Regions from separate parts of the Mus musculus genome. Here region 2 is linked to region 1. Evidence: chromatin loops called from intact Hi-C (ENCODE). Cell type or tissue: left cerebral cortex. All regions are shown on one strand. Links, peaks and the distances in the headings refer to the core of each region. The heading gives the core; the rest is flanking DNA. Region 1 has its middle 19 kb from the start of Duxf3. Region 2 has its middle 52 kb from the start of 4930467K11Rik.

The links. Peaks named below come from ENCODE experiments on the same cell type or tissue, not always from the same donor. Only the 100,000 strongest peaks of a DNase experiment are listed, where the experiment ranks them.
Region 2: it touches region 1 in a loop (4-fold over the local background); 14 of 42 quality-filtered maps call a loop at or near these places.

What each region holds. Positions count from the first base shown.
Region 1 is chr10:58,206,453-58,221,676 of GRCm38, reverse strand. No RefSeq gene overlaps it. Among named protein-coding and RNA genes, the nearest start is that of Duxf3, 19 kb to the left of the region's middle. In left cerebral cortex, for the core only: no CTCF peak of the experiment used is centred there; DNase peaks (open chromatin) are centred at 5,204, 9,158 and 11,743.
Region 2 is chr10:57,425,579-57,443,097 of GRCm38, reverse strand. No RefSeq gene overlaps it. Among named protein-coding and RNA genes, the nearest start is that of 4930467K11Rik, 52 kb to the left of the region's middle. In left cerebral cortex, for the core only: no CTCF peak of the experiment used is centred there; a DNase peak (open chromatin) is centred at 5,084.

The DNA.
Region 1 (15,224 bases), core at 4,732-12,731:
GGCATGCCAGCAGGACAAAACAATCTCTCATTTGCTGGCCATCACCTCAGGACAACTTATTTGAAGTGTCTCCAGTGTTCAAGGCTAACTCCAGAGATCTAAGAGCACAGAACATACCGCCAGCAAACACAGCACATGCAAGAAGACGATCAACTCTTTTCTTCAACCTGCTCCATAGAAAGTGCACAACCTACTGGTGTCTCAAGCTTCCAGGCTCCTTTTCATACAGTCTGTGAAAGAAACACCTTGTGAGGTGTCTCCCTCTCTCTCTGTCTCTGTCTGTCTGTCTGTCTGTCTGTCTGTCTCTGTCTCTCTGTCTCCCTCCATTCCTCTTTTGCTCCCCCTCCCATTTCCCTCCTTGCCTTTATTTCACCATCTCTTCCACTCTCTGTCTCCATCCCCATCCTTCTACCCTCCCATATTCACTCCCCCCCATCCACTTTCTACCTCCCTACTTCCCTCTCTCTCTCTATTGATTCTTCCCTTCCTTCTGCACTCTGTCACTCTCTCCCTACCACCCTCCACCCTCTGTCCCTAAATCCCTTCCCCCCTTCTTTCCACATCTGTGTTTGTCTCTTTCTTCGTGTCTTCCTCTGCCCCTAACCCCACCCATGGTCATGACTTTATCTTTCCTTAGGATATTTTTGAGCATGTGTGTGTGTGTGTGTGTGTGTGTGTGTGTGCTAGTGTGTGCCCGCATGTGTGCACGTGTTTGTGTGTGCGTGTGTGCGTGCATGCATGCAAATGTGTGTATGTGTGTCTGTTGTCTGAGGGTGTGCCTGTTCACAATTGTCTCTGTGTGTTGCTGCCAGGTGCCTAGGGGCTGTTTGGACTTGGAATTCCTGGTATTCTGAGTCCAATTCCCCAAGGTTTTCTGAAGACTGCTCCCTTTCTCTTTGGTGTCCTGGTACCTCTACAACCTGGCCTGTGTCCAGTGGAGAGTCGGCCTTGCTTGATCTAATAACAAACAGGTGGAATGTCACCTCAAAGAAGAATGTGTGTAACGTATAACCTTGTAAAGAAAGATCCTCTTGGGAATATAGTGAAGCCAAGGTTTTTTATATTGGTTCATTTGGTTTTTTTTTTTATTTTTTTGAGTTTTTTATATATTGTGAATATTATCTGTTTGTTTGATATGGAGTTTGTTAAAATTCTTTTCCTATTCTATATGCTGTCTCTGTGTCCTAATGATGATGTCCTTCACCATGCTTTAGCTGTTGAGTTTTATGGATTTCATTTTATAATTTTGATTTTAATGCTTGTGCTAATGGGTTTCTGTTCAGAATTTTTTTTTCTGTGCCAGTAGGTTATAGCTTATTCTCCATTTTCTCTTCTATCAGGCTCATGGTGTCAAGTTTCATTTTGAGGTCTTTGAGCTATTTGCTGTGAGTTTTGTACAGAGAGATAAGTACATATCTATTTGCATCATTTTACATGTAGACTTTCTTTGACTAGCACCATTTTTTTGTAGATGCTGGGGTTTTATAATGTATTTCTGATTTTTATATAAAACACCAGATGTCCATAGGTTTGTGGACTTATGTTTGTATCTTCAATTAGATCCCATTGATCAACATGTACATCTGTGTTTGTGCCATACAATGCTGTTTTTATTATTATAGTTTATATTATATTACAACTTGATATCATGGATAATGATTTTATGACCTAAAGCTTTTTTATCATTTAGGATTGTTTTGACTATACTGGTGTGTGTGTGTGTGTGTGTGTGTGTGTGTGTGTGTTTATATGAATTTTGTCTTAGTCCAGGTTTCTATTCATGGACAAAACATCATGACCAAGAATGACCAAGAAGCAAGTTTGGAGGAAAGGGCTTATTCTGCTTATATTTCCACACAGCTGTTCATCACCAAGGAAGTCAGGACTGGAACTCAGGCAGGTCAGAAAGCAGGAGCCGATGCAGAGATCATGGAGCAATGTTCATTACTGGCTTCCTTCTCCTGGCTTGCTCAGCCTGCTCTCTTATAGAACCCAAGACTACCAGCCCATAAATGGTCCCACCTACAATTGGCCTTTCCCCCTTGATCACTAATTGAGATAATACCCTACAGCTGGATCTCATGGAAGCACTTCCCCAGCTGAAGCTCCTTTCTCTGTGATAACCCCAGCCTGTGTCAAGTTGACACATTAAACCAGCCAGTACAATGTTGAAAATTGTCCTTTCAAGATTTGTTGAGAATTGCATTGCTATTTTATGGGGATTTCTTTAGTTTGGATGTCCCTGTCTACTATGTTAATCCTACCAAGCCACAAGCATGGAAGTTCTTTCCATCTTTTGATATCTTCTTTAATTTCTTTCTTCAAATATCCTGAAATTTTTATCATACAATCCTTTCACTTGCTTGGCTAGAGTTGCCCCCCAAGATATTTTTTGAGGATATTGTGAATTTTATTATTTCCCTGATTTAGTTTTTCAGTATGTATTTAATTTTGTAGAGGAAGGCTACTGATTTTTGTGAGTTAATTTCTATACAGCAACTTTACTCCAAGTGTTATCAGTTATAGGAGTTTCCCAGTGGTACTTTTAGGGTAACTTATGTATGCAATGATATCATGTGCAAATAAAGATACTTTGACTTCCTTGTTTCCATTTTGATCTCCATCAGTTGTCTTCATGCTCTATTATATAAGAAGATAGTGGGCAACCTTGTCTTGTTTCTGATCTTAGTGGAATTCCTTTGAGGTTCTCTTCATTTAACTTGATGTTGGCTATGGGCTTGCTGCAAATTTCCTTTCTTTGTTCAGGTAGATCCCTGCATCACTTTAATCTCTCCAGGAATTTTATCATGAAGGGGTGTTGGATTTTTTCAAAGGCTTTTCAGCATATAATGAGGTGATCATATTTCTTTGTCTTTTATTATGTTTATATGGTAGATTACATTTATTGATCCATACATGCGGAACTTTCCCTCTATGTTTAGGATGAAGCCTACTTGTTGATTATCTTTGATGGTCTTGTTGATGTTGTTAGATTTGGTTTGCAAGCATTTTACTGAGAATTTTTATACCTATATTCAAAGGGAAATTGGTTTGTGATTTTCTTTGATGGGTTTTATGTGATATGGGTGTCAAGGTAACTGTGGTCTTGTAAAATGAGTTGGGCAGCGTTCTGTGTCTATTTTGTGGAATAATTTGAGGGTTATTGGCATTAATTCTTTTAGCCTCTGCTAGAATTGTGTGCTAACACTTTTGATCCTCGGCCTTTTAGTTGTTGTTAGGAGACTTTTAATGACTGTTTCTATTTTGCATGGTGTTGTAGGTCTATTTATATTGTCTCTCTGATCTTGATTTAAGTTCTGTATGTGGTCTTTATTGAGAAAATTACCAATTTCCTTTTGTCTTTCAATTTGGTGGGCTACAGGTTTTTAACGTTTGTCTTTTTGATTTTCTGGATTTCCATGGAGTTTGTTCTGTCCCCTCTTCCATTCCTAATTTTGTTGTTTTGGATAATCTCCTACCTTTTAGGTAATGAGGGTAAGGGGTTATCAGTCTTTCTAATTTTTCTCAAGGAACCAACTCTTCATTTCATCAACTCATTGTATTGTTTTTCCTTTTTCTTTTGTTTCTATTTCATTGAGTCTATTCCTGAGTTTAATCATTGCTTCCTGAATAGTCCTCTGTGTGTGTGAATTTTTCTTTTTGTTCTATAAGTCTCGGGTATACTTTTCAGTTACAGACATGGCTTCTAACCTTCCATCTTACCTGGAAGTCTGTTGAGGAGTTTTAAATCATACATATTCATGTCCTTTTGAGCATTCAGCATTTACCAAAATTTCTTGTGAGGAGTGAAATGATTTGAAAAGACAGCTATTGAGAATCTACAGTGTATAAGACACTGTGGGAGGAGGGGCATTTCAAATTTGAAAAACTTTAAAAATGTTCAAAAATGGTTCTTGTGCTAGAGTGGCTCACTTGTTGCTCTTGCAGAGAACCCTGATTCAAATGCCAGAATCTATGTAGGGCCTGTACTGGCTGGGTTTGTGTGTCAACTTGACACAAGCAGGCGTTATCTTAGCTGAGGAAATACCTCCATGAGATCCAGATGTAAGGCATTTCCTCGATTAATTATCAAGGGTGAGAAGTCCCAGCCCATTATGGGTGGTGCCATCCCTGGGCTGGTAGTCTTGGGTTATATAACAAAGCAAGCTGAGCTAGCCAGGGGAAGCAAGCTAGTAAGCAGCACTCCTCCTTGGCTTCTGCATCCACTTCTGCCTTTAAGTTCCTACCATGTATGCGTTCCACTCCTGACTTGTTTTGGTGATGAACATCATATGGAAGTGTAAGTTGAATAAACCCTTTCCTTTTCAACTTGCTTCTTGGTCATGTTGTTTTATGGAGGAATAGAAACCCTGAGTAAGGCAGTGCCTCAAGATCATTCATAAGCCAACAACATGCATGCCTTTGGTGCATATACATCCATGCAGGGAAAACATTCACATAAATTAAATAAGACAATTTAATGTTTTTTAAGGAGATAGAAAGGGGCCTTGTTTTCATGACTGCACCTTGGGATGCTGGAAATGGAGACCAAAAATTCAGTGCCACATCTATATAGTGAGTTTTCCTCCAGCCTAGACTAAATGAAGCGTTGTGTGAAAAACGTTTATTTTTATGCTTATCTTGTATTTTATATGTATCACTACAAATGAATAAATTTCACATTAGCTAAGACAGAGCTTTGAAGAGTCTGGTAAACTTTAGAATTCTGGGGATGTGCCAACCAGGAGAAGAAATCAAAGAAGAAGAATGCAATATAGGTAGCAACTAAACTAATGTCTTTTACCACTTTATTTATCCATGCCATTGGGTGTTGACATTCACTGTCAAAGTCTCTGAATTCAAAATGGTCTGAGAGAAATACATCTAGGTATCTCTGTGAGTACATTTCCCAAAATAATTAACTATAAAAGACCCACCATGAAGTGTGTGGCATAATCATAAGAAATGAGGACCTAGTCCGAATAAAATGGGAATTAAAAAAAGACAGATATGTAACAGTTACTTTCTTCTCTACTTCTTCATTGCAGATACACTGTGTCCAGTGTGGTGGCTTGAGTGAGAGTGATCCAATGAGCTCTTGTATCTGAATGCTTTGTCCCTACTTAACAGATATATTTTGGGAAGGGTTGGTAGTTATGGCCCTATTTAGAAGATGTTGCACTGATGGTGGGTGTTGAGAGTTCAAGAGCCCAAGCCAGGTTCAGCCTCTCTCTTATGTCTCCAACTTGAGGATCAGATAGAAGTTCTCAGTCCTGTTTTAATGGCATGTCTGTCTGTATCCCACTATGCTTTCCACCATGACTGTCACATACCTACCTTTCAAAACTATAAGCAAACCAACAGTTAAATGTTTTCTTTTATAATTTGCTTGGTTGTGGTGTTTCTTCATAACAATCAAAGCCTTACTTTGACAACCAATCATCTCATGACCTTGACATCATGCTTTTCATTACAATATAATGGAATCCCTCAAACCATGAGCCAACATAAAGAATTCTTTCCTTTGGTTTGGATTAGCCATATATTTATGTTCACACCAATGAGAAAATTACAATATAGAAGAGCTGGTAATGAGAAATGGTGACATTCTTTTGACTACCTGTATTATAGGTGATTGGTTTGGACCAATGAATGGAGAAGAACACAATGATATGGACAGAAGTCTCCTATGGCAGGGCTGCACTACTTTATAATGATGACAGTAGAATCCTGTATAATTCAAGGTGGGAAATTTAGATATTATTGGATCATTTCTGTTATATTCCAAGGGAAACAAAGTCTGACTACTTTCTTTTCATGTCCTGATATATGAACTGGGGCTGAATTCAATATTCAGTCATGGCCAATTTTAAGTCTATGTGCTTTGTAGGCAACCAAGAACTACTAAAACATTTAGGAGGAGGAAAAGACAGGCAATGCATAATATGAACTATTTGCTATCATTCTTCAAAATGTCTCCCTGTGATGTCATCACAAGCAACCAATGAATCATTGCTTGACAGAGTTATTTTTCCTCAATTTCTGTACCACAACCAGTGTCCTGGTGATTTTTCTAATAGCTGTGACCAAATCTCAAAGCAGAAGCCCCTCAAGGGAAGAAGAGTTTGTTTGTGCACAGGCTTTCAAGACACACAGAAGCCATGGTGGTATGAGCATGCGTTTGCTTATAGTTCTCAGTAGATATATTTTTGTTGCTGAATTAGAAGTACTCCATCTTGTAGAGACACAATTCCTCTAGCTAAGCTCTACCTCCAAGTGTTCCACAAATCCCCATACTAGAAATGAATTGCTCAAAATAGTCAAGATACTTTAAAAAAAGGCCATGGGACTTTGAATGAGAAATATCTCCTACAATTATGGCCAGTTGGACACATTCATATCAGTTGTCAGCACAGTTTCGGGAACACTTATATGGTCGAGCCTTGGTAGCAGAAGTCCATCACTGGGGCTGTCCTTGAGATGAACAAGCCAAAGCTTTATTTGGTGCTTCTGCTTCTCCTTGAGTTTGAGGATGTGATGATTTTAGGTGTGTGCCTTTGCCCTCAAGATTCCAGCTAACTGTCACGACTTTATCCCACCTTCATGGGACCTTATTACTCCAATCATAAGCCAGCTATGCCCCTATTCCCTTAAGATTTCATGTTTATGTGCTTTTTATGTGTGTGCGCGTGCACACACACACACACACACACACACACACACACATTGAGAGAGAGAGAGAGAGAGAGAGAGAGAGAAAGAGAGAGAATAGTAACCAGAATGCACACTCTTAGCACAGAGGGCTCTTACCCATGTCCACCCTACCTGTGTTGCCTAGAAGTCAAGGCAGAATCTTTTCTGTGTCCCCTCCAGAGGGAAAATAATCCCTGCAAGTAGTCTCTATCCCAGATCTCATCCTCTGTCATGTAGCATAGGTCTCATGTGAACCAAGTCTGCTTCCTGGTGGCACAAAATTTCCTCATCCCTCAGAAATCTTGAAGTCTGTAAAGACCCCCTTTTGTCTAATGGGAATAAAACTGTGTGCTCCAGGCTGTCACTGAGAGGGCATTACAACTAAAGGCATTTTGCCTGGAATGAGGATATCTCTTGTCACCACAGTTCCACTAATGTCTCTTCTTTACCATGTTCACCCACAATATAAATAAACTTACAAAACAAGTGGAAATACAATAATCAATGGAAAACTTAAAGTTTCAAATACTAGAACCTGGCAATGCAATGTGTAATAACCAGTGGATCAACAAAGTCTTGTGTTGTGGCCAGGAAATTCATGGATGAATCAAGAAATCTAAAAATCTAACAGCAATGATCCACAGGCATTCCATCAGTCCATAAAACTGAGGGAAAGGACACTTTAAAACTTTTCAAAAATAAAAAGAGTTAACCTTACTCACTAACCAAGTAAAGATACCTTGAAAAAAATCAAATGATCTGAGAATTTCTTTCACTAGCAAGATAAGAAATTCCTTATATTAGAGTACCTTATGTCCAATAACATTTAAAAGGACCATTCTTCAAGATGCTTTCATCAGGTACACAAGGGCCATTCTATGTACATAAATTGAAAAAGAGCACAGCATACACACATTTACAGAGGACTGTCAGCCGTGAAAAGGAAACAAATGCCATTTCCAGGGACAAACATAGAACTCTAGCGTTTTTTCTACTAACATGCTAATTCCACAAGCACAACAATCATTTTTACCTATCACATCTCATACTATAGAGTAAGGATAATTTTTAATATGCTGGTAAATATTGGTTCCATGAAGTGGGTTGGAAATGAGAATAGAGATTGTGGCTATGACCACAGTGAACTGCAGGCAGGAATGGGACGTCATGATCAAGTTCCTTAGTCTATATAGACATACCTTTCCTGTTCTTAAAAAACAAAAGAAAAGAAAACAAAATTTAAGTTCATGAAAATTTAAGTTTATGAGTATCATTTGAAGCAAACTGTTCACCCTCTAAGAAACTGCTTTCATGCAGCATGAGGACAAAACCAAGTTCTCAGCAGGGTCCATTATGGACTGGCATCTAGCATATATCACAATGACTACTTGTTATGTCACATGAAATAGGCAACCAATGGACCCTTCAAGGCTCAGCAAAAATAGTACTCTCTCTTTCTCTCTCTGTCTCTCTGTGTCTGTCTGTCTGTCTGTCTGTCTGTCTCTCTCTCTCTCTCTCTCTCTCTCTCTCTCTGGTTTGTTTGTTTGATTGTTTTCTTGTAACTTATTTCCTGAAAACCATGCTAATTCTTCTCATGGCTGTGATTTAATAGGTGGAAAGGCTTTACTGCAAATACTCTGTATAGTAAAAGAACTTCTGTAGGTATCACTGCCTTTGATTTCAACATATGGTGCAGAGCAAAATCTACAGTGTATTGGTATAAAAATAGGTTGATAAATAAAATCAAATAGAAGACTTTGAAGTAAAGCATACACATATGCACACCTGGTTTTTGATAAAGAAGCTAGAAATATAAAATTGAAAAAGAAAGCATCTTCAATGAATGGTACTGGTATAACTGGATGGCTACCTGTAGAAGAATGCAAACAGATCCATATCTGTCACCCTGCACAACACTGAAGCCCATGTGGATCAAAGACCCCAACATAGAACCAGGTACACTGAGAGCCTGATAGAGTAGAAAATGGTAAATTGTTTTGAACTTATTGATCCAGGAGACAACTTTCTGAACACTAATAGCTCGGGTGCTAATATCAACAAGTAATACATGGAACCTAATAAATTGAAAAGCTTCTGTAAGGTGAAGCACAAAGTCAAAAGGACAAAATGGCAGCCCACAGTATGAGGCAATATTTTCAGCAAGCTCATATGTGACAGAATGGTGGAATCCAAAATATGAGGAAATCAAGAAAGTGGAAATCAACAATCCAAATAGTTCAATTAAAATAGGGTACAGATACAGAAGAAAACTTAGAGCAAAGGAATCTCTAATGATTGTTCTGACAAGCAAAGAAATCACTGTGGGTCCTATAAAAGCCAGACTAGTCATGGAAGCCAGCAGCTGACCAGACTGTATCTGGGTGTCGAATCAGTAGACCAGGAAGCTTTAATCTGGAATTAATGGCTTCGTGCACTGCCTCTACCACTGGTGACCACGAAGTGAAAGCTGTGCCTTCGACACTATGAGACAGGCTCCAACTGTGTCAGTGAACCACCTTGAGACCTCCTCTGTGACCAGTTGGCTCAAGCGGAAAGAACTCTGTCAGTCAGATTGGGTTGCACATCTAGGCTCTCCTGAGTTGTCAGGTTGAAGTTATGTGACTTGTTCCTGAAGTGCAAGGGAGGGATCCTGTGAGAGCAGCCAGGGTTAGAGAATCAAGCGCTGTGCCATATTTCCAAGAATGTGTCAGCGAGGGCACACAACCCCTTGTCTACTGGCTTCTGTCCACAGAAGTATTCTAGACAGAATGCCTACCTTCAGGTTGCCATTCACTTGTGATCGATCAGAGACTTCTATTCTGTGGGTTAGATCTGAGTCTCCTTGGTTCTAAGAAACCATGGATGGAATAGCCTTAAGTTCTATTCCTGTCTCTGCCAAAATGAAAACTGCTCACAACTGCTTCAAGTCTCCACTGAATTATTAGAATTGATTGATGATATACACTATTTGAAGCTGGGCAGGGCAGTAGGCATGTGTAATCCCAGTACTCTGGAGGAAGAGGCATGGGAAGAACTAGAGAAGCATGACTTCAAACATCTAAGTTCCACAAATCCACGTATAATACTTTGTTTCCTACAGGTCATGAATGGGCAGAGGCATTGGACCTTTTATAATGGGATGTACTTGCCAAATTTAATGGGTGGAGAAATTAAACAGAATAGATAAATATGATCAAAATGAAGTGTAGGCAAAGCTGTGAATTCATGATCACTTCTTCATCATGTACAGTTAATACATGCACCAAAGGTGTAAAATAATCAAGATCAAATGCCAAACAGGACAGTTAAATAACTTTGAAAAAAGGAAACTCAGTTGAAATGATTTCATGAAAATGAACATACAGGCAAAAACTAAAATCTAAACCAGTAATATAAATACAATAATAAGTACATGCCAAATGCCAAAAGGTCCAAACGGAAAACCTAAGGAACAAACTTACTATGTCCAGATCCAACAGGTTGGGGAAAAGGCTAAATCTATGGGAAACAACTGAGTCCATCTGTTCTTCCACCAACCACCTGCCACTCTGAAGCACAAGGGCAAACCAAGTGTCCTGCTATTGGCTGGTATCTAACATACCTCACAAAGACTCTTTGTGGTGTCACTTGCAATGGACCAATCAAGACTCGGCAAAAATCCACAGTGTTTTATAAAATTGTTTCCTCTCACATTCTTGCCCACATCTATTATGCTGTTAATTTTTCTCATAGTTATGATCAAATGCAGACAAGAATCTACTAATAGGAGGAAGAGTTTGTTTAACTTCAGATTTACAGGGGCCATCAGTCGACTTAATGGGAGCTATTAATGACATGGGCATGAGCTGTGCAGTTGGTTACATGGTATTACCAGTCCCAGAATTCCTGTGATATGCCCCTGTCTTTTACAAACAGCATGACGGCAATATTAAGGATGCTCTTCTACTCAGTCAGTGTCAAGTTCCATTCTAGATGCCATGGCACTTACTGTCAACCAGCCCTTCTTTCTCTATTCAAGCTTTCTCTCTCACTGAACTCTAAAACATATGGGAATAAATGACCTTAAACTGTCCAGGTATACTAGTGTTGTTGTCTTTCAGTGGGCATCCTCATTAACTTATCCACACATCTCAAAATATGTAGATGCTGCCTGATTAATATCCCCAGGGTTTGTTTCTTCCAGGAGGACACTGCCTTTGAAACAATGCCCATGCTCTCCTGATCTGCTGCATCTAGTAACTTCTCCACCCTTCATCTTTCATCCCTGCTTACTTGGGGTTTTGCAGTCACTGGCATGAGAGCTCTTGGTATTCTAACATACTGTCTTCTAAAAGTCAGTGTGGATACATTCAGGACAAATCACGAATTCTCTTCCATAACTCATTAAGAGCCTGTCATATTGGATCATGTCTCATCTATTTCTTTCTCTTTCAGGACACATTAAATAGAGATTTTCATGTGAAGTGTATAAGAAATAGTCTATCTGGGCAAGGAAAGAAGTGTATTCTGGAGAAATGGAGAAGTTTACACAAAGTCCTATATTCTCTGGGAGCAAAGACTTCTGCCTACATGGAAACCAGGAAGTTCATCTTTGCTGCTATCCTGAGACCAAAAAAGGCAGGTAGAAATCCCATCTACTTGTTTGTGTTCATTCCCAAGGTAGACACCAGGAGTGTTTGGCCAGTGTCCTCTGACTGCTGGGCCAAGCTTGGCCTGGATAGGTTTGCTGCTCTCCTGGCACAACTCTGTGAGAAGATGGCCAGAGCCTGCTTCCTACCAACATTCTCTGAGAAGGACCCTGTGCCTCCTACCCTACCTAGACTTTGCCATCTAAGACAAAGTAGGTAGCTACTTACAGTGGATTTCATTTGGGAATACATTTTCTCCCTCTATCATCAGTACCAAAAACAAAAAGAATGCCTACTGAGAGCTATATTTTTATCTTGGAGAACCCAGCTAAGTGACCACATGGCATCATCACTAGCTCCAAAGTTCCTGACTCATAAGTTCTATTTTTCCTGAACAAACTTGTTCTTTGCTTTAGTGCAAGCTGGCCCCAGGCAGTGGTGGTGCATGCCTTTAATCCCAGCACTTGGGAGGCAGAGACAGGCAGATGACTGAGTTCGAGGCAAGCCTGGTCTGCAGCAGAACACAAAACTTAAGTGCAACATACAGTTCTGTAAAGACATTCACATGGAGCGTGTAGTGTACACAGACTGGTCAGTGAAGATCAATAAAGAAAGACAATTGCCATTCTTCAGGTTAGTTTGATTACATAAGCAAACTGCAATATAACTTTGAATACTTGCCCTCATGAAGGGTGGAACGTAATAGCAAGTTATGAGAACATTTTACCCAATAAACACCATCTCATATACATCACCTATTTTGTTGATTAGTCTCCCTTTTCTTCTCTGTTGCCAAGGTCTTCAGGTGGTCTCGCTCTATCTGACTTTTATTAACTTGGAACGAATCCATAGCTTTTCCTGTGGAAACATAGGCATATCTTTCCATTTTAGGTAAAAAGGAGGGGGTGAGGAAGGAAGGGGGGAGATAGTAATATAGAAATTATACAAATAGACAAATAGGTATAGGTTAGCAAATTATTACATAGCTATATCTTACATTGATACACAATTTATTTGATAGAAATTTAACACTTTCATTGGTATGAAGTTTTTGACATAAAATTGGGATTAATATTGTTACTCTTACATAGGTATTGTGCTTATATAACATAATTAAGAATACAAGACTTAGACCCAGTCTTTCTATTACTATTGTTAAAAACTGATTTGAGATGATTAAGCTTGTGAGTTAGGAGACAAATAGGAAATTCATGGCTCTGAGGTTTTTGTTAGGGTGTTTTCAATTATTTTAATAAGAAGTGGCTGAGAGTGGTTAATAGAGAACAGTCCAGATTACTTTACTTAGTTGGTTTTCAAAAACATCAGAAATCCACAGAATGTGACATTCAATGTTATTTATTTACTTATTGTTGAGACACGTCTGCTCCTGACACCATTCCTTTTTTGAATTCTAAGAAGAAATTGAGCATCAATGGAGTTGCTCCAGTTGTGTTGAGAGAGCCACTAGGTAAGCATTGCCTCATTTCATCCACAGACAAAATACTGTCCAGAGAAAGGATACGCTATGTGGAATAGTTGACTGATAATCTCTGCCAAGACAAAATTTAAAATTCTGCATTGCCAAGGTTTGTCAGACGACCCTGTGACCCTGTGCCAGAAGGATGAGAAGACCAATGCTTCAATCTTTGGAAGTATAAGGGGCTGTCCAGGTGGTCAGCATTCTCTATAAATTGGCTAAATTTTTGAAGCTATATTTTGTGCTTCTCATATTTTCTTGGATTTCTGATGGGGCTGAAGACTAGCAGTCTTATAGCCAAACTAAGTTGATTAGCATTAAGAAAGATGATATAGATTTGAGAGGATGGTTTTCAATTGGCATAAAATCTAGACCTAGGACACAGGAAAGCATTGGCAAAATCCAACACCATTCATGATAAAAGTTTTGGAAAGACAAAGAATTCAAGGCCCATACCTAAACACCTAAGGCTCAGTGTTAGTTTCTGCTGTTTAGAGATCTGACATTCATTAGCAGATGTAGACAGGTCAGGATTGGTGCATGTAAGTCTTTATTATGTCTATGTAAAAACCCCATTTCTGCCAGCATGGCAACTTTGATTATTGGTCCATTGCAAAATGAGAAGTATGGTTCAGAAAAAAACCTGACTTCCCACAGAAGTGATCATCATTGCCAATTAATTATCGAATTATTCCTTAGCTGAAGTTTCCTTTTGTTAAGCATGAACCATAACTATCTTTACATCCTCTGACATTTTAGAGATATCTATCCACATACTTACATGGGACATTAGTATCTTTATATCCTTTGTTGATTTGGAGTGATCTATCCACATACTTATGATCTCTATGTCTTAATCAACAATTTTCCAGTCATTCTCTTTCCAAGTCTCTGACAAGCAAGCCAATTCTCTGGTTACTACTCATCAATCAGTGAATAATCACACCTCTGGATACTTCTCCCTCCAAACAAAATTTATGACCATGCATATTGCATGCTGTCCTGGCCACTATGAATTCTTTCTTTGAGTAGTGACTTTAAAGGTCATTGTAGGAAGGGGTTGTAGTGCTGCAGTTCTCCACAACTTGCTGATGCCTGTATAATGTACATAAAATCAGAAAGCCAGACCCTAGTCTTCTCTTCTTCAATCAGATAATGATAGGTCACACCACATAAAGTTAGAGGAGCCAGCTTGACAGCAGAGGGCATTCTAACAGAAGTATAAACCATTGGTACTTTGGCAATGTTTTCATGTAACTTGTTTATGACCTCAGGACCTCTTTTTGTATGATCATGTATATTTATAGTGAAAATATGTTGTCATGTGATAGGATATTGCTGCTGCCACTGCCTATTTTGTACCTTGATAAATTAGATAACACTCAACCCTTCATGGGCATTTGGAGGTCCTTGGTCAAACATTCACTTTCCACTAAATCACAATAACAGTCAAAGAAGTATCTTTAAAGATGAGAATAGTTGTCTATGCATGATGGGTGAGACTTGCTCCATAATCCCAATAGTTTTTCTTCTGTGAGTCACCTATTGTAGTATGCCACAAAATTAAACAAAAAAATCATCCCGATCTGTCACTGACACCTCACATACCATCAAGTCTTCTGCATCATATGGTTTCGGTGGAAGAGTAGCTTACACCACAGCTTGGACCTTTTGCAGAGATTTTTATGTTCCAGGCCCCATAAAAGCTAGCAGCTTTCTGCATTACTTTGTATGTGGAATGGAATGATACATACAACTGAGGAAAATGCTATCTCCAGAATCCAAACAGGCCTAATAAATGTTGTGAATCTTTGTTGGTGTTGCATAGGGCCAGGGCAAACATTTCATCTTTCACCACGGAAGGCATGTATCTGCTTGCTTCACACCACGGGATTCCTAAAAATTTCACTGAGGTAGAAGGTTGTGTTTTCTCTGTGGGGAATCACAGGCTGGTCTCCTGTTGAGCTGAGGTCTGAACCCTGGAAATGGTGATTAATTCACCTTCATGACAAAGTAGGCATTCCCTTATGCTCCCAGAACTCTGGCTCCTGCCTAATTTACTGCCCCCCACAGCTCACAAGAGAAGCATGGTCAGTAGTCACATAGGCAATGGCCTAGGCTTCTGACCTTCAGGCTAAACCCCTCCCCAGTTACCTACCAACAGTGAAGACTATAAAAAGGGCTGTTCAGCCCCACCTCACTCTCTTACCTCTTACTTGTCTCTCTTACTTCTTACCCCTCACTTTCACCCTCTCTCTCCCCTCTCTTTATCTTCTCTCCTCTCTCCTCTCCTCTCCTCTCCTCTCCTCTCCTCTCCTCTCCTCTCCTCTCCTCTCCTCTCCCCTCCTCTCCTCTCCTCTCTCCTCATCTCTTCTCCTCTCCTCTCCTCTCCTCTCCTCTCCTCTCCTCTCCTCTCCTCTCCTCTC
Region 2 (17,519 bases), core at 4,538-12,537, 780 kb after region 1:
CAGCTAGGGAGGCTGAAGTCTCCTCAGTCTCTCTCTGACGAGTGCCTTGTTAGCTTCTGACCTTGACTTCTGACCTTGACTGTTATCTGTTATTCCTGGGTATTGTTCCCACCATAGACCTTGACAGGGTATTTCTGAGTGTTGACTATCCATTCTTTGTTCTCTCATTTACACAATCAGCTTCTCATTTTATTAGGATGTGTGTGTGCAGTGGGTTAACACGTTCATAGCTACATTTAGTTGACAGTCCTTTTGGTCACCTCATGTCTAGTTCCTTGTCTGTGGGATGGTCTTGGGGTGAGTGAGACAGGTAGAAATTTGTTAGAGGCCGTCCATACCCACAGTTTAATTGGTTCCATTTAATTACATCAGAATTAGAAGCAAGGATATATAGGAGCAGAACAGTGCCTTGCATATGTTCCTAGGGCTGCAGGAGTGCCTGCCAGCTACTAACATTGACCTCACTTCCTAGAGCTCCAATCCTTCTTATCTCTCAGCCAGTCTGCTCATATCTAAGTGCAAGCACTCTCTCTTACTTATCTTCAGTCTTCTCATCCTTATTTCAGCTTTAACATTTTGTGCTACTCTAGCACCCATTTCACCTTTGCAACTAACCTGCAGTTTTCACCGTGGGCTCCCTTTCCTTACCACCCTTGGTGAGCTAGCTCCTGTTTAGGTCTTACTCTATTCAAAAGGAGTATGGTGGGAAGTATCAGCCATTATTGCTTCAGAGGAAGATGATATCTATATCTTCCACACCCCGGAGCACATGTCAGGCCCTCTGCTCACGAAGGACACACTGTCTTTACTAACATTCTTCTAGAAGGAAGGGCCAGTGCTTTGTCTCACTAGATGAACAAATGAGAGAACCCCATGGGAAACCAGCTGCTAACAGAGTTGAGACTCCTTCTGCAGAAAACATGACTTCTAATACTGCTTAACTAAGGTGAAATTTTAAAGAAAAGTGAACAGGCTGTGGGCTGATAATTAGATATGGACCAAGGGAGATAAAGAGGATGAAACCCAATAGCCTTTCTCCTGAGCCATAGTTAAGCTCCCAGGATACATACCTCTATCGGAAAGCATGTTTTTGCCACGTGTGGCTTGGCTGCCACGTGCAACTTGTCCCTGAGATGGTACACTTTGCTCAATGACTCCTCTTAATCATCAGAGTACAAACTGTCTGATGCTTAATAAGATTGGCTGGTTCACGGGACATCAGCCTGCCTAATTTATCTGTTTCTTTATCCCGGGTCCCACCATCTCTGAAGCAGGAAACAATTAGCAGTACATGCTATGAATGCTTCGTATGTTACACATACCTTGACATTTACATATTTACTAAATTTTATATGTTAATTTTATTAAAGTTTGACTTTGTTACTACATGTATGTCATTTCATTGTACTTATATTTATTTGAGTTTTTGTTTGTTTTTTTAATTTTTGAAACAATTTTTTTATTTTTTCCTGTTACTGTGATAAAAATAGCTGGACAAATGCAATATAAGGAAGGGTGTACTGTGGCTCACAGGTGCATGTTGTAGGCCATGATAACACAGAGGTCACAGGGGCATGAGTTAGAGGGACCTGGCCACACTGCATCTTCAGTCATGAATCAGTTTACGTTCTCTTTTATATATATTTATGGACTCAAACCCAGAGATTGCCACTGCCCATTTTTACTGTGAGTCTTTCCACCTTAATGAACTCAGACCACAACCCTCTGTAGATGTGCTGTTTAGCTTGTCTTTAAGTGATTCCAGATCCAAATCAAGTCAGCAGGTAACTATCACATAACACAGTGTCTCTTTATGTAGCCCCAGATGGCTGGAAATCACTATGTAGATCAGGGTAGTGTGGAGCTTACAGCTGCCCTTCTGCCTTTGCCTCTGGAATGCTAGGACTACATGTATCACCAAGCTCTGGCTCACTGTAGTTCAGTTTCATTTTTAGATAATAAATGGAAGTAAGCACATTTTCATATGTTTACTAATCTTTTGCTTATCTTCCTATGTGAGGTGACTTTAAAAGTCTATCTATTTTCCAATGAGATAGTTGTGATTTTCTTATTGAGTTCTGTGTGCTATTTATATATTCTGAATACTACCCCTTATTATATTTTGTAACTGTTTCCTATAGCTCCGACTATTTCCCTTTTCTTCTCTTTATAGAACAGAACCAAAAGTACATAAACAACCTGAGAAGTCTCATCACTTTCTGTCAATAAGCTGGAGAACCAGTGATGGTAAAATTCAGTTAAAATTCCACAGTCTGGGTTTTTGAGGACCAAAGAACTCTGGAACTGATGGAAGTTAATTCTAGGTCAAGCTTGAGGGTCTGATAACCGGAGCAATAATGGCAGGGCCAGGAGAAGATGACCAAATGTCCCATCTCAGGAAGAGAGTAGACTCAGTCCCTTCTCTCTTTTGTTGCATTCAGCCATTCAGAATGCTGGACCCACTCACACTGGCTGGATCTTTTTATGAAGTCATCTGATTCAAATTCTAAAATCCTAATCTCTGGAAACACAGTCACAGACTCACCCACAATATAACATCTTTATAACTTAGGTGGTGAAATTGACATGTGAAAGAAGCCATCATATGCTCTTTATTATTCACTGAGTAATAAATATTTTACAGTCTAATTTATGATAATTTAACCACTACTAAGAGAGTTTGCCTCTTTTTTTCCCTGTAAAATCAAAGTTTTGTTTTTTGTTTTTTTGTTTCTTGTTTTGGTTGGGAGACTAGTAATGACTGTTTCTATTTCTTTTTTTTTTCCATTTTTTATTAGGTATTTAGCTCATTTACATTTCCAATGCTATACCAAAAGTCCCCCATACCCACCCACCCCCACTCCTCTACCCACCCACTCCCCCTTTTTGGCCCTGGCGTTCCCCTGTACTGGGGCATATAAAGTTGGACACGCAAACTTTATATGACTGTTTCTATTTCTTTAGGGGATAAGGGACTGTTAGATTGTTTATCTGATCCTGATTTAACTTTGTTACCTGGCATCTGTCTAGAAAATTGTCCATTTCATCCAGATTGTCCAGTTTTGTTGGCAACAGGCTTTTGTAGTAGGATCTGATGATATTTTGGATTTCCTCAGTTTCTTTTTTTTTCAGCATTGCAATATTCTTTTCTTTTTTCTTATTTTTTGTTTTTTACTTTTTTAATTAGATATTTTCTTCACTTACATTTCAAATGCTATCCCCTTTCCTAGTTTCCTCTCTGAAAGTCCCTTATATCCTCCCCCTACTCTGCTCCCCAACCCACCCACTTCTGCTTCCTGGCCCTGGCATTCCCCTTTACTAGGGCATATAATCTTCCCAAGACCACGGGCCTATGAACTAACTAGTACCCCCAGACATAATGTTTCTAGTTGCATATGTAGCAGAGGATGGCCTAGTCGGCCATCAATGAGAGGAGAGGCCCTTGGTTTCTGTTGTTATATCTCTCTTTTCATTTCTGATTTTGTTAGTTTGGGTATGGTCTCTGTGCCCTCTGGTTAGTCTGGCTCCCTGTTATTGATGTTATTTTTATGTTTGTGTGGTTATCTTCTTTTGGGTTTGTTGAGAGAACATTACTTTCTTGCTTTTTTTGGGGTGTAGTTTCCCTCCTTGTGTTGGCATTTTCCATTTATTATCCTTTGTAGGACTGGATTTGTGGAAGGATATTGTGTAAATTTGGTTTTGTCATGGACTATCTTGGTTTCTCCATTTATGGTAATTGAGAGTGTGCTGAGTATAATATTCTGGGTTGACATTTGTGTTCTTTTAACCTCTTTATGAGATCTGCCCATGATCTTCTAGCTTTCATAGTCTCTGGTGAGAAGTCTGGTGTAATTCTGATAGGTCTACCATTATATGTTACTTGACCTTTTGCTGCTACTGCTTTTAATATTCCTTCTTTGTTTTGTGCATTTGGTGTTTTGATTATTATGTGACAGGAAGGATTTCTTTTCTCATCCAGTCTTTTTGGAGTTCTATAGGCTTCTTGTATGTTCATGGGCATCTCTTTCTTTAGGTTAGCGAAGTTTTCTTCTAAAATTTTGTTGAAGATATTTACTGGCCCTTTAAGTTGGAAATCTTCACTCACTTCTATACCTATGATCCTTAGGTTTGGTCTTCTCGTTGTGTTCTGGATTTCTTGGATGTTTTGGGTTAGGAGCTTTTTGCATTTTGCATTTTCTTTGATTGTTGTGCCAATGTTCTCTATGGAATCTTCTGCACCTGAGATTTTCTCTTCTATCTCTTGTATTCTGTTTGTAATGTGTATCTATGACTCCTGATCTCTTTCGTAGGTTTTCTATCTCCAGTGTTGTCTACCTTTGTGGTTTCTTTATTGTTTCTATTTCCATTTTTACATCCTGGGTGGTTTTGTTCAATTCCTTCATCTGTTTGGTTGTGTTTTCCTGTAATTCTTTAAGGGATTTTGTGTGTGTGTGTGTGTGTGTGTGTGTGTGTGTGTGTTTACTCTTTAAGGTCTTCCACTTGTTTACCTGTGTTAAGTTGTAGTTCTTTAAGGGATTTATTTAGGTCCTTCTTAAATTCCTCAATCATCATCATGAGATGTGATTTTAAATCAGGGTCTTGATTTTCTGGTGTACTAGGGTAACCAGGGTTCACTGTGATGGGAGAAGTACTCCTGAGAGACCACTTCTCTTCAGGAGGATTTGGGATGGAGAGATGTGGTATAGCATCTGCTCTGGGGTGCAGACAGAGACCAGAAGGATCCTTTCCCCAGATAATCCTTGGTTCCTGTGTCCTGATGGCTCTGTGAGGGTCCCTCTTGGGCCAGGAATTTGAAGAGAAGTGGTGGTCTTATCTATGCTTGCAGGTTTGTAGGCACTCCTGGGAGACCAGCTCTCTCCTGGTCGTATTTTGTATGTAGCTCGGTGGTACATGATCAGCTCTGGGCACAGAAGGAGACTGGAAGAATCCTGTTTCAGGCAGCCCCTCAGTTCCTGTGTCCTGAGGGTTCCAGGTGGGTTACTCTGAGCAGCAGTGGTAGTCCTACCTGCACTCACAGGCCTTTTCACACTCCTGGAGGCTTGCTCCTTCTCAGAGCTATTTGCCTGTGGAGCCCTGTGGCAGAGGATCTGCTACAAGTGGACAGAGAAACCAGAAGCTCTGTTCAGCTTACTGTGTACTCCTCTGGTGTTCTAAGTGAATCTTCCACCAAGAGTTTTTTAAATAAGAATTTTCTGGATTTTAAACACAATAGAACTTTCTTTAGCGAAAGCTTCCAAGGATTCAAAGGCAGGGGCAGAAGAGATGACTCAGTGGTGAATAGCACATTGCTGCTCTTGCAGAGAACCTGAGTTTGACCCTCAATATCCATGTCAGATGCTTCCCAATCCTTTGAATCTCTAGTTTGTGGAGACTCTGCACTTCTGGCTATCTTAGTATCTACATTCACACACATACACACACACACACACACACACACACACACACACAAAAACACACATTCACGCACAGACCCTTCTACAATATAATGAAAAACTTAATAAACATTCAAGATTAAATGAATTAAAATGAGTTCTTGATGCAGGCTTTCAAAGGAACTTTTTTCATTCTTTGGCTTTGTGTCAAGTTCAGAGAAAAAGCTTGGTGTTCTTTCTCTCCCAACGCATTATTATTATTTAACTTAAAATTTCATTATACTATGTTACAAATGCTCACATGTCATGTACTTTGCGTATATTCTCCCTCCTCACTACCAATCCTCTCTTTTCTCCCCCTTAATCATTTCCCCTTTTGATCTTCCCTCTGTTCCCCCCCACACATATTTGCTTCCGTGGTTACATCATCTGTACATATATGATTTTATATATTTATATAAAACATAGGGCCCGTAAATGAGAAACACATGCAATTTTTTCTGATACTGATTTAAGTCACTTAATAAAACTATCTCCAACTGTTTACATTTTCCTGAAAACTATATAATTTTTTTCTGTACGGCAGAAAAGTTATGTATTTTGAATAACAAATTTATTTAATTGCTTTCCAGCCTTCTGACCAAGATCATATGTGCAAAATTCTTTTAATTTTTTCTTCAATTTTAAGATTATAAGATATTCTATATTTTAGATTCTTCTATGTTACAATGCATATTATATTTGTTTTCAGTTACTTTATTATATAACAAACTTACAAACTTGAAGTAGACATCTTATTGTATTTATAGTTACATTTTCAATACTTATTGTGTTATTATATAGCACATTACAGCCATGTACAGATGAGAGATTGAACATCGTCACCATTAGCTGCTTGTATGGTGGTCATCCAACTCTGCCTTGATGCTTTCATCATTCAGCATTTTGAAGTAGGCTGATTAAGTTATAAAACTCCCTTAACAAGATCTGGACTAAATACTTTTGGTGTTCAGTAACTGAATTTTCATTTCAGCTATGTTAACGAGATGGGCCAGGGCAGAAAAACAATTGTCCATTTTTTTTTTTTTTTGCCTATTTTGCCTATTATTTTTGCCTAACTCCATAATAGGCAAATGTTCTTTTGCCTATTATGGAGATAGTGGAGATAGTACCATTTTTCCCCTCTTCTTTCCTCTCCCTTCACAAACCCTCCTTCCCTCCCTCTCATCTTCCTCTTTGTTCTCTTCCCCTTCCCCCTCCCCTTCCCTTTCCCCTCCCCCTCCCCCCTCTTCCTTCTTCTCCTTTAAGATTTATTTATTTTTTATATGTAGGAACACTGTAGCTGTCTTCAGAAACTCCAGAAGAAGGAGTCAGATCTCATTACAGATGGCTGTGAGCCACCATGTAGTTGCTGGGATTTGAATTCATGACCTTTAAAAGAGAAGTCAGTGCTCTTAACCACTGATCCATCTCTCCAGCCCCCTCCCTCTCTTCTTCGATCTTATCATCTCAAAAATCTGGAGAACTATTCTAGCATAGATAAAAGTTAATCAACTTTGGAACTGGTCCATCAACAATTATTTATTAAACATCTACTGTTTAATATTACCTAGTATTGTTTGAGGAGCTAATTAATGCATTAAATGAAATTTTTATTCATAGTGATACTATTCCAGGAAATAAAAGTATCATTTGATCTTTGAACTCCTGTTTTCCCAGGTAAAATAATATACTGAGATGTATTGAGGTAATTAATGCTAAGTTGCTAAAATACAGTGTGTACCCAGATGATGCCTAGCTAGCTAACTTACTGTGAAGATGAGAATGACCCAAAACTTCTGATCCTGCTGTTTCTGCTTCCTGAGTGCTGAAATTACAGGCTTACACCACCACTGTGGTGTGAGGATAAAAGTGTAATATTGTGCATAGTGGATAAGTATTTTACCAACTAAGAAACAACCCCATATGCTTAACCTGTTTCTCTCTCTCTCTCTCTCTCTCTCTCTCTCTCTCTCTCTCTCTCTCTCTCTCTCCCTCCTCCTCCTCCTCCTCCTCCTCCTCCTCCTCCTCCTCCTCCTTCTTCTTCTTCTTCTTCTTCTTCTTCCTCCTTGTCCTCTTCTTCCTCCTCCACTTCCTCCTCATCTCCCTTCCTCCCTCTTCCCTCTTCCTTCTTCCTTCTTCCTTTTTTCTTTGAAATGCACTAAACTCCAGGTAAGTTAGACAAAAGTCTCCTTGACAATAGATATACTCACTGGATAGTCTTTGGAACTTCCCAAGTAGGCAACTCAAATTATCTCTTAAAACTTGACAATTAGCCTTCTGTCTTACTTAGGGTTTTTATTGCTGGGACAAAATACCATGACTAAAAAGCAAGTTGGGGAGGAAAGGATTTATTCAGCTTACATTTCCACATTGCTGTTCATCACTGAATGAAGTCAGGTCAGGAACTCAAATGTGGCAGGGACCTAGAGGCAATAGCTGATGGAGAGGCCATGGTCGAGTACTACTTCCTTGTATGTTCCTCATGGACTGCTTAGTCTATCTTCTTATAGAAACCAGGACCACCAGCCCAAGGGTTACTACCCACAATAGGCTTCCCTCCACTCATGTATCCTTAATTGAGAAGATGCCTTATAGCTCTATGTCATGGAGGCATTTCCTCAACTGCTGCTCTTTCTTGCATGATTCTAGCTTGTGTCAAGTTGACACAAAACCAGCTAGTGCACCTTCTATAGAAATTTTTGAGGCTGATACTTTTCATGGGCCAATAGATAATTTACCTCATAGAGTGACAGAGACCTAGATCCAAGGTATAGAATTTTCTTTTAAAGGTAGAGAATTTGATAAATGGTTTCTATCACATGCCACACTTCTTCCAACCCAAAGTCTGCTGTGAATATGTGGTAAAGGCACAGGAAGCGGTCAGCTTTGGCAGATTATTCTTTATTAGTCTCTAGTACTTGTATTTCATAACAATGGTATGAAAGCCAAGCAAAATGGTTTCTAGTTGATTTATACTGTACTTGTGAATCCCTTTTCCTTTTGGCCTGGGAACTTACAATAGCCACCCAAGGCATGGTCTATGATAACCACCAAGGAACATGGTTAGAAGGTGATCATGCTAAATAACTTCATTTTTTCTTATTTTGCTTAGCAGCAATGTGGCTTTGAGGGAGAGGGCCCTAATTCCAGACACGCCTTTTTGGACTGAAGCAAAGTTCAGCATGTTAAAATGAAGGCCTCATTTCAAAAACCTTTTGATCATTATTGAATATCCTGTAGTTGCTGCTGTTTTAGGGATTCCTACGATAGGTCAGAATGTAATTCTGAAACAGGTACATTTGAAAGACTTTGCTAACATTGCTGTGTTTGTTTACTGAGGGTTTTAGTAACTTGATATAGGACTCTACGTAGGTTTGTGAAGAGGATGACTTGGATGATGGGTTCCTTTCAACAAGGGCAACATGACTTAGCCCTCTAGGAGCTAGTGTTACTGTATGCAGAAGCACAGAATGTTCCTGGCCCCAAGTTGCACTCAAGCATATGGCTAGCTGTTCCCTGCATGCTTGTTCAAAACTGAAGGCTGGGGCAGACATCCATTAATAGAAATCAACTCAAAGTTACATTTTGTGTCCATTGTGTGGAATTTCACCTATGAAATTATCTTACCACTAATTATCCCTTCTAGTAGGAAAATGTGGAGAAAAATGAGATGGAAATTAAATGTGTATTTTAGAAGCATGGTACATTGAATTATTTCAGCTTATCTCCTCTATTGCTTAGAAGTTATTCGTTGTGAGTATACTTATGATATTATCATAAAAATAAACATGGCTTCATTCAATTCACAATATTTAGTTTCAAGGAGGGCATGTCAGTATAGTTTGTAGGCAGAGCACATTGCTGCCCTGAAAAAGCATGACTGTCTTCTAGGAATGACAAGGAAGCTACACACACAATATAACAAAAACAGGGCTGCCTAAACAGGACTTTAACAATGATAATATCAACAAACATGTTAACACGAAGGTGGAAATCTCAGTGAGCCCTGACCCTAGACAAAGAACCATAAGCAATTAATGACTGTCAAGAGAAGAAAATTAGTCTTTCCCAGGGGTGAGACCCTTACTTAGTTGGTTACTCAATACCAAGTTGTGAGCTCTGAAATCATATGTACATCAGTAGCAATAAACAGACTGAGCAGGGTATGTTTATGTACTTATGTGCTCATATAACAATAGTGTTCAAAGGAAAAGAAGCTAAGTTTGAGAGGGGCTAAGTGGGAGCCTGGAGAATCCAAAGGAAGATACATGGGAGGGAGGAGAGGAAGGAAAGGAGGAAGTGATGTAATTCTTTTTAATTAATTAAAGTGGGGTTATGTTATTAATTCAATGAAGTGAATGCTGTTGAAGAAAGGTCTACAGTCACTAAGGTCCTTTGGATCTTTCATTTCTTCATTCCTGGAATGTGTATGTGATAGTTGGAACTCTAGTAGCCATGTTAAATGACCTGGAGGATTTTGTCCTGTGGTGGCTAAAGTTATGTTTTAAATTTTAATTATTGTGCTTAAGAGATATATAAAACAAAAATGCCTCTGACCTGTAATCTCCACTTGCCCAAGGATGGATAACTTCCTGGAATACTGCATGCTGTTGTTGATGTAAGATAACAAGCCTGTGTTTTCCCTTCTGTGAACAAGCTTGATTGCCTAAACTGCACAGCATGTGCTTAATGTCACATAAGCAGGATGCATGTAAACAGGAAGCATGTCAAGGTGTATGCTTGTCAAAGGTGGAAAGTATATAGCCTTGTGAGTGTTGTCTTTACACACAGTCCCTGAGTGAAATAATTAAGTACTATACACCCTTGGAGATCTCAGTATGGACCTAACCCGTATCTATGGACCTAGTTATTATGTAATCAAGTTTGTTTCAAGTTTAGCTCAAAACAAAACAAAACAAGAAAACATGGCCCCTCCATGGGAGAGGCCTTTAATATAAAAGTGTTATCTCTATAGATCATAGTATATTAAAGAACATGGATTTTATATGTAAAAATAATTATTTTTTTCATTTTTAAGATATTTGTTTATTTTAAATCTTGGTGTGTGGGTATCTTACAGCATTTGTGAAATATCTGTAGAAGACAGGGGAAGTCATTTGGTTTCCTGGAGCTGCAATTATATTTGTTAGCCACCATTTGGGTGTTTAGACTTGAACCGTGTTCTGGAAGAGCAGTCGGTGCTCTTAACTGCTGAGTCATCTCTGATATACCCAGATCATCAATTGTAGTTTTTCTAAATGCATCATTGCATTTATTTCCAAAGGCAATACAGTGCAGTATTATAGAGAGAAATGGTTTTAGTGAGGAAAACTCTGATCCGAATGCTCATTCCTTTTATTGTACATTGCTTGACCAGTGCTCATCTCCTTAGTAATAGAAGGTCAGTAATGTTAGCATTCTAACAATGTTGTAAATGTTATACTTTTCATCCTTAGCATCAGAACAGGGATGTAGGACTTGTTCAGTCAATAAGGTTGCTTTTCCTCTTAAGGTTTTTATAAGTGCTGTAAAAAGGATTGATCTGTGTTCAACCGTATTGTTGTCATTGTCTTGAATACTTGAGTGCTTGCAACTTGAAGACAGAAGAGCAGCCACTCCAACCTTACTGATGGAGACAATGTAAAACAGAGGCAGTGAAGATGTTACTTAGAATGGAAATTACCTTCTCAGTGGTTGAGATGACTCTGTTGACTCTTTTTTTTCTTGTTTACTTTTTTAATTAGGTATTTTCTTCATTTACATTTCAACTGCTATCCCAAAAGTCCCCCAGACCCTACCCCCCACTCACCTACCCACCAACTCCCACTTCTTGGCCCTGGCATTCCCTGGTACTGAGGCATACTAAGTTTGCAAGACCAAGGGGCCTCTCTTCCCTATAATGGCCGACTAGGCCATCTTCTGCAGCTAGAGACACAAGCTCTGGGGGATACTGGTTAGTTCATATTGTTGTTCCACCTATAGGGTTGCAGACCCCATTAGCTTCTTGGGAACTTTCTCTAGCTCCTCCATTGGGGCCCTGTGTTCAATCCAATAGCTGACTGTGAGCATCCACTTCGGTGTTTGCCAGGCACTGGCATAGCCTCACAAGAGACAGCTATATCAGGGTCCTTTCAGCAAAATCTTGCTGGTGTATGCAATGGTGTCAGCGTTTGGAGGTTAATTATGGGATGGATCGCAGGTTATGGCAGTCTATAGATGGTCCATCCTTACCTCTCAACTTCAAACTTTGTCTCTGTAACTCCTTTCATGGGTGTTTTGTTCCCAATTCTAAGAAGGGGCAAAGGGTCCACATTTTGGTCTTCGTTCTTCTTGAGTTTCATGTGTTTTGCAAATTGTATCTTGTATCTTGGGCATTCTAAGTTTCTGGGCTAATATCCACTTATCAGTGAGTACATATCACGTGTGTTCTTTTGTGATTGGGTTACCTCACTCAGGATGATGCCCTCCAGGTCCATCCATTTGCCTAGGAATTTCATAAATTCATTCTTTTAAATTGCTGAGTAGTACTCCATTGTGTAAATGTACCACATTTTCTGTATCCATTCCTCTGTTGAGGGGCATCTGGGTTCTTTCCAGCTTCTGCCTATTATAAATAAGGCTGCTATGAACACAGTGGAACATGTGTCCTTCTTACCGGTTGGAACATCTTCTGTATGCCCAGGAGAGATATTGTGGGATCCTCTGGTAGTACTATGTCTAATTTTCTGAGGAACTGCCAGACTGATTTCCAGAGTGGTTGTACAAGCTTGCAATCCCACCAACAATGGAGGAGTGTTCCTCTTTCTCCACATCCTTGCCAGCAACTGCTGTCACCTGAATTTTTAATCTTAGCCATTCTGACTGGTATGAGGTGGAAACTCAGGGTTGTTTTGATTTGCATTTCCCTGATGATTAAGGGTTCTGAACATTTTTTCAGGTGCTTCTCAGCCATTTGATATTCTTCAGGTAAGAATTCTTTGTTTAACTCTGAGCCCCATTTTTTAATGGGGTTATTTGATTTTCTGGAGTCCACCTTCTTGAGTTCTTTATATATATTGGATATTAGTCCCCTATCTGATTTAGGATAGGTAAAGATCCTTTCCCAATCTGTTGGTGGCCTTTTTGTCTTATTGACAGTGTCTTTTGCGTTGCAGAAGCTTTGCAGTTTTATGAGGTCCAATTTGTCAATTCTCGATCTTACAGCACAAGCCATTGCTGTTCTATTCAGGAATTTTTCCCCTGTGCCCATCTCTTCAAGGCTTTTCCCCACTTTCTCCTCTATAAGTTTCACTGTCTCTGGGTTTATGTGGAGTTCCTTGATCCACTTAGATTTCACCTTAGTACAAGGACATAGGAATGGATCAATTCGCACTCTTGTACATGATAACCACCAGTTGTGCCAGCACCATTGGTTGAAAATCCTGTCTTTTTTTCACTGGGTGGTTTTAGCTCCCTTGTCAAAGATTAAGTGACCATAGGTGTGTGGGTTCATTTCTGGGTCTTCAATTCTATTCCATTGGTCTACTTGTTTGTTGCTATACCAGTACCATGCAGTTTTGTTTGTTTGTTTGTTTGTTTGTTTGTTTTATCACAATTGCTCTGTAATACAACTTTAGGTCAGGCATGGTGATTCCACCAGAGGTTCTTTTATCATTGAGAAGAGTTTGCTATCCTAGGTTTTTTGTTATTCCAGATGAATTTTCAAATTACCCTTTCTAATTCGTTGAAGAATTGAGTTGGCATTTTGATGCAGATTGCATTGAATCTATAGATTGCTTTTGGCAAGATAGCTATTTATACCATATTAATCCTGCCAATCCACGAGCATGGGAGATCTTTCCATATTCTGAGATCTTTGATTTCTTTCTTAAGAGACTTGAAGTTATTATCATACAGATCTTTCACTTCCTTAGTTAGAGTCACACCAAGGAATTTTGTATTATTTGTGACTATTGTGAAGGGGGTTGTTTCCCTAATTTCTTTCTCAGCCTGTTTATCCTTTGTGTAGAGAAAGGCCATTGATTTGATTGAGTTAATTTTATATCCAGTACTTTGCTGAAGCTGTTTATCAGGTTAAGGTTTCTCTGATGGAATTTTTAGGGTCACTTATATATACTATTATATTGTCTGCAAAAAGTGATATTTTGACTTCTTTCTTTCCAATTTGTATCCCTTTGATCTCCTTTTGTTTTCAAATTGCTCTGGCTAGGACTTCAAGTACTATGTTGAATAGGTATGGAGAAAGTGGGCAACCTTGTCTAGTCCCTGATTTTAGTGGGATTGCTTCCAGCTTTTCACCATTTACTTTGATTTTGGCTACTGATTTGCTGTAGATTGCTTTTATCATATTTAGGTATGGGCCTCGAATTCCTGATCTTTCCAAGACTTTTATCATGAATGGGTGTTGGATTTTGTCAAAAGCTTTCTCCGCATCTAATGAGATGATCATGTGGTTTTTGTCTTTGAGCTTGCTTATATAGTGAATTACATTGATGGATTTATGTATATTAAACTATCCCTGCATCCCTGGAATGAAACCTACTTGGTCAGGATGGATGATTGTTTTGATGTGTTCTTGGATTCGGTTAGCGACAATTTTATTGAGTATTTTTGCATCGGTATTCATAAGGGAAATTGGTCTGAAGTTCTCTATCTTTGTTGGGTCTTTGTGTGGTTTAGGTATAAGAGTAATTGTGGTTTCATATAATGAATTGGGTAGATTACCTTCTCCTTCTATTTTGTGCAATAGTTTGTGAAGAACAGGAATTAGATCTTTGAAGATCTGATAGAACTCTGTACTAAATCCATCTGGTCTTAGACTTTTTTTGGTTGGGAGACTATTAATGACTGCTTCTATTTCTTTAGGGTATTTAGGACTGTTTAGATCATTAATCTGATCCTGATTTAACTTTGGTATGTGGTATCTGTCTAGAAATTTGTCCATTTCATCCAGGTTCTCCAGTTTTGTTGAGTATAGCCTTTTGTAGAAGGATCTAATGGTGTTTTGGATTTCTTCAGGATCTGTTGTTATGTCTCCCTTTTCATTTCTGATTTTATTGATTAGGATGCTGTCCGCATGCCCTCTAGTGAGTCTGGCTAAGGGTTTATCTATATTGTTGATTTTCTCAAAGAACCAGCTCCTCTTTCATTGATTCTTTGAATAGTTCTTGTTTCCACTTGGTTGATTTTGCCCCTGAGTTTGTTTCCTGCTGTGTACTCCTCTTGGGTGAATTTGCTTCCTTTTGTTCTAGAGCTTTTAGGTGTGTTGTCAAGCTGCTAATGTGTGCTCTCTCTAGTTTCTTTTTGGAGGCACTCAGAGCTATGAGTTTTCCTCTTAGAAATGCTTCCATTGTGTCTCATAAGTTTGGGTATGTTGCGTCTTCATTTTATTAAACTCTAAAAAGTCTTTAATTTCTTTCTTTATTCCTTCCTTGACCAAGGTATCAATGAGTAGAGTTTTGTTCAGTTTCCACGTGAATGTTGGCTTTCTATTATTTATGTTGTTATTGAAGATCAGCCTTAATCCATGGTGATCTGATAGGGTGCATGGGACAATTTCAATATTTTTGTATCTGTTGAGGCCTGTTTTGTGACCAAAATTATATGGTCAACTTTGGAGAAGGTACCATGAGGTGCTGAGAAGAAGGTATATCCTTTTGTTTTAGAATAAAATATTCTGTAGATATCTGTTAAATCCATTTTTTTCATAACTTCTGTTAGTTTCACTGTGTCCCTGTTTAGTTTCTTTTTCCATTGATGAAAGTGGTGTGTGAAATCTCCCACTATTATAGTGTGAGGTGTAATGTGTGCTTTGAGCTTTACTAAAGTTTCTTTAATGAATGTGGCTGCCCTTGCATTTGGAGCATAGATATTCAGAATTGAGAGTTCCTCTTGGAAGATTTTACCTGTGATGGGTATGGAGTGTCCCTCCTTGTCTTTTTTGATAACTTTGGGTTGGAAGTCGATTTTATTTGATATTAGAATGGCTACTCCAGCTTGTTTCTTCAGACCATTTGCTTGGTCCATTTGTTTCCCATCCTTTCCCTCTGAGGTAGTGTCTGTCTTTTTTCTTGAGATGGGTTTCCTGTGTGCAGCAAAATGTTGGGTCCTATTTCTGTAGCCAGGCTGTTAGTTTATGTCTTTTTATTGGGGAATTGAGTCCATTGATATTAAGAGATATTAAGGAAAAGTAATTGTTGCTTCCTAATATTTTCGTCATTAGAGTTGGCATTCTTTCCTTGTGGCTGTCTTCTTTTAGGTTTGTTGAAGGATTATTTTCTTGTTTTTCTAGGGCGTAGGTTCTGTCCTTGTATTGTTTTTTTTCCCATTATTATCCTTTGAAAGGCTGGATTCATGGAAAGATAATGTGTGAATTTGGTTTTGTCATGGAATACTTTTGTTTCTCCATCTATGGCAATTGAAAGTTTGGCTGGGTATAGTAGCCTGGGCTGGCATTTGTGTTCTCTTAGTGTCTGTATAACATCTGTCAAGGATCTTCTGGCTTTCATAGTCTCTGGTGAAAAGTCTGGCGTAATTCTAATAGGCCTGCTTTCATATGTTACTTGACCTTTTTCCGTTACTTCTTTTAATATTCTGTCTTTATTTAGTACATTTGTTGTTCTGATAATTATATGTCGGGAGGAATTTCTTTTCTGGTCCAGTGTATTTGGAGTTCTGTAGGCTCTTGTATGTTCATGGGCATCTCTTTCTTTAGGTTTGGGAAGTTTTCTTCTAAAATTTTGTTGAAGATATTTGCTGGTCCTTTAAGTTGAAATTCTTCAGTCTCATCTACTCCTATTATCCATAGGTTTGGTCTTCTCAGTGTGTCCTGGATTTCCTGGATGTTTTGACTTAGGATCTTTTTGCATTTTCTTTGATTGTTGTGCCCATGTTCTCTATGGAATTTTCTGCACCTGAGATTCTCTCTTTCATCTCTTGTATTCTGTTGCTGATGCTCGCATCTATGGTTCCAGATTTCTTTCCTAGGGTTTCTATCTCCAGCGTTGCCTCACTTTGTGTTTTCTTTATTGTGTCTACTTCTCTTTTTAGGTCTTGTATGGGTTTGTTCAATTCCATCATCTGTTTGGTTGTGTTTTCCTGTTTTTCTTTAAGGATTTCTACATGTTTGGTTGTGTTTTCCTGTTTTTCTTTAAGGACTTGTACCTCTTTAGCAGTGTTCTCCTGTATTTCTTTAAGTGAGTTATTAAAGTCCTTCTTGATGTCCTCTACCATCATCATAAGATATGCTTTTAAATCTGAGTCTAGCTTTTCAGGTGTGTTGGTGTATTCAGGACTCGCTGAGGTGGGAGTGCTGGGTTCTGATGATGGTGAGTGGTCTTGGTTTCTGTTTGTAAGATTCTTAAGTTTTCCTTTAGCCATCTCTGGAGTTAGTTGTTATAGTTGTGTCTGGTTAGAGGTTGTTCCTCCTGTGATTCTCTTAGCCTCTATCAGCAGACCTGGGAGACTAGATCTCTCCTGAGTTTCAGTGGTCAAAGTACTCTCTACAGGCAAGCTCTCCTCTTGCAGGGAAGGTGCACAGATATCTGGTGTTTGGACCTGCCTCCTGGCAGAAGATGAAGGCCTGAAACAGGGCCTGTCCCAGAAGCTGTGCTGCTTCTGCCTGTCCCAGAAGCTGTGTAGCTTCTGTAGTCGGCACTCTCACCTACACAGACTAGTCTCTGAGTGGTCCAGGAACCAGGATGTCTCCCCCAGGTGCTCTTGCAAAGCCCTCCCAGGCAGGAAAGGTACCTGGATGTCTGGAACAAGAAACTGGGTCTTCCCCAGAAGCTATGTGGCTTCTGCCTGTCCCAGAAGCTGTTAGCTTCTGCAGTCCACACTCTCACCTGTGCAGACTAGTCTCTGAGGGGTCCAGGATCAAGATGGCTCCCGACTCTTTTAAAGGCAAACAAATGAATACCCCATCCTTAAGCCTCTGGTAAGCTAAAGTCTATTGCCTACCTTTATTCTGTTAACTTGCAAAAGCTATTTTTATAGAAAATGTTGTTATTAATGTCCCTATCCATTTCATTTTAAAATGCACATGCACAAGCCTCCAATTAACCATCATAGAACCTGAGAGTCTAA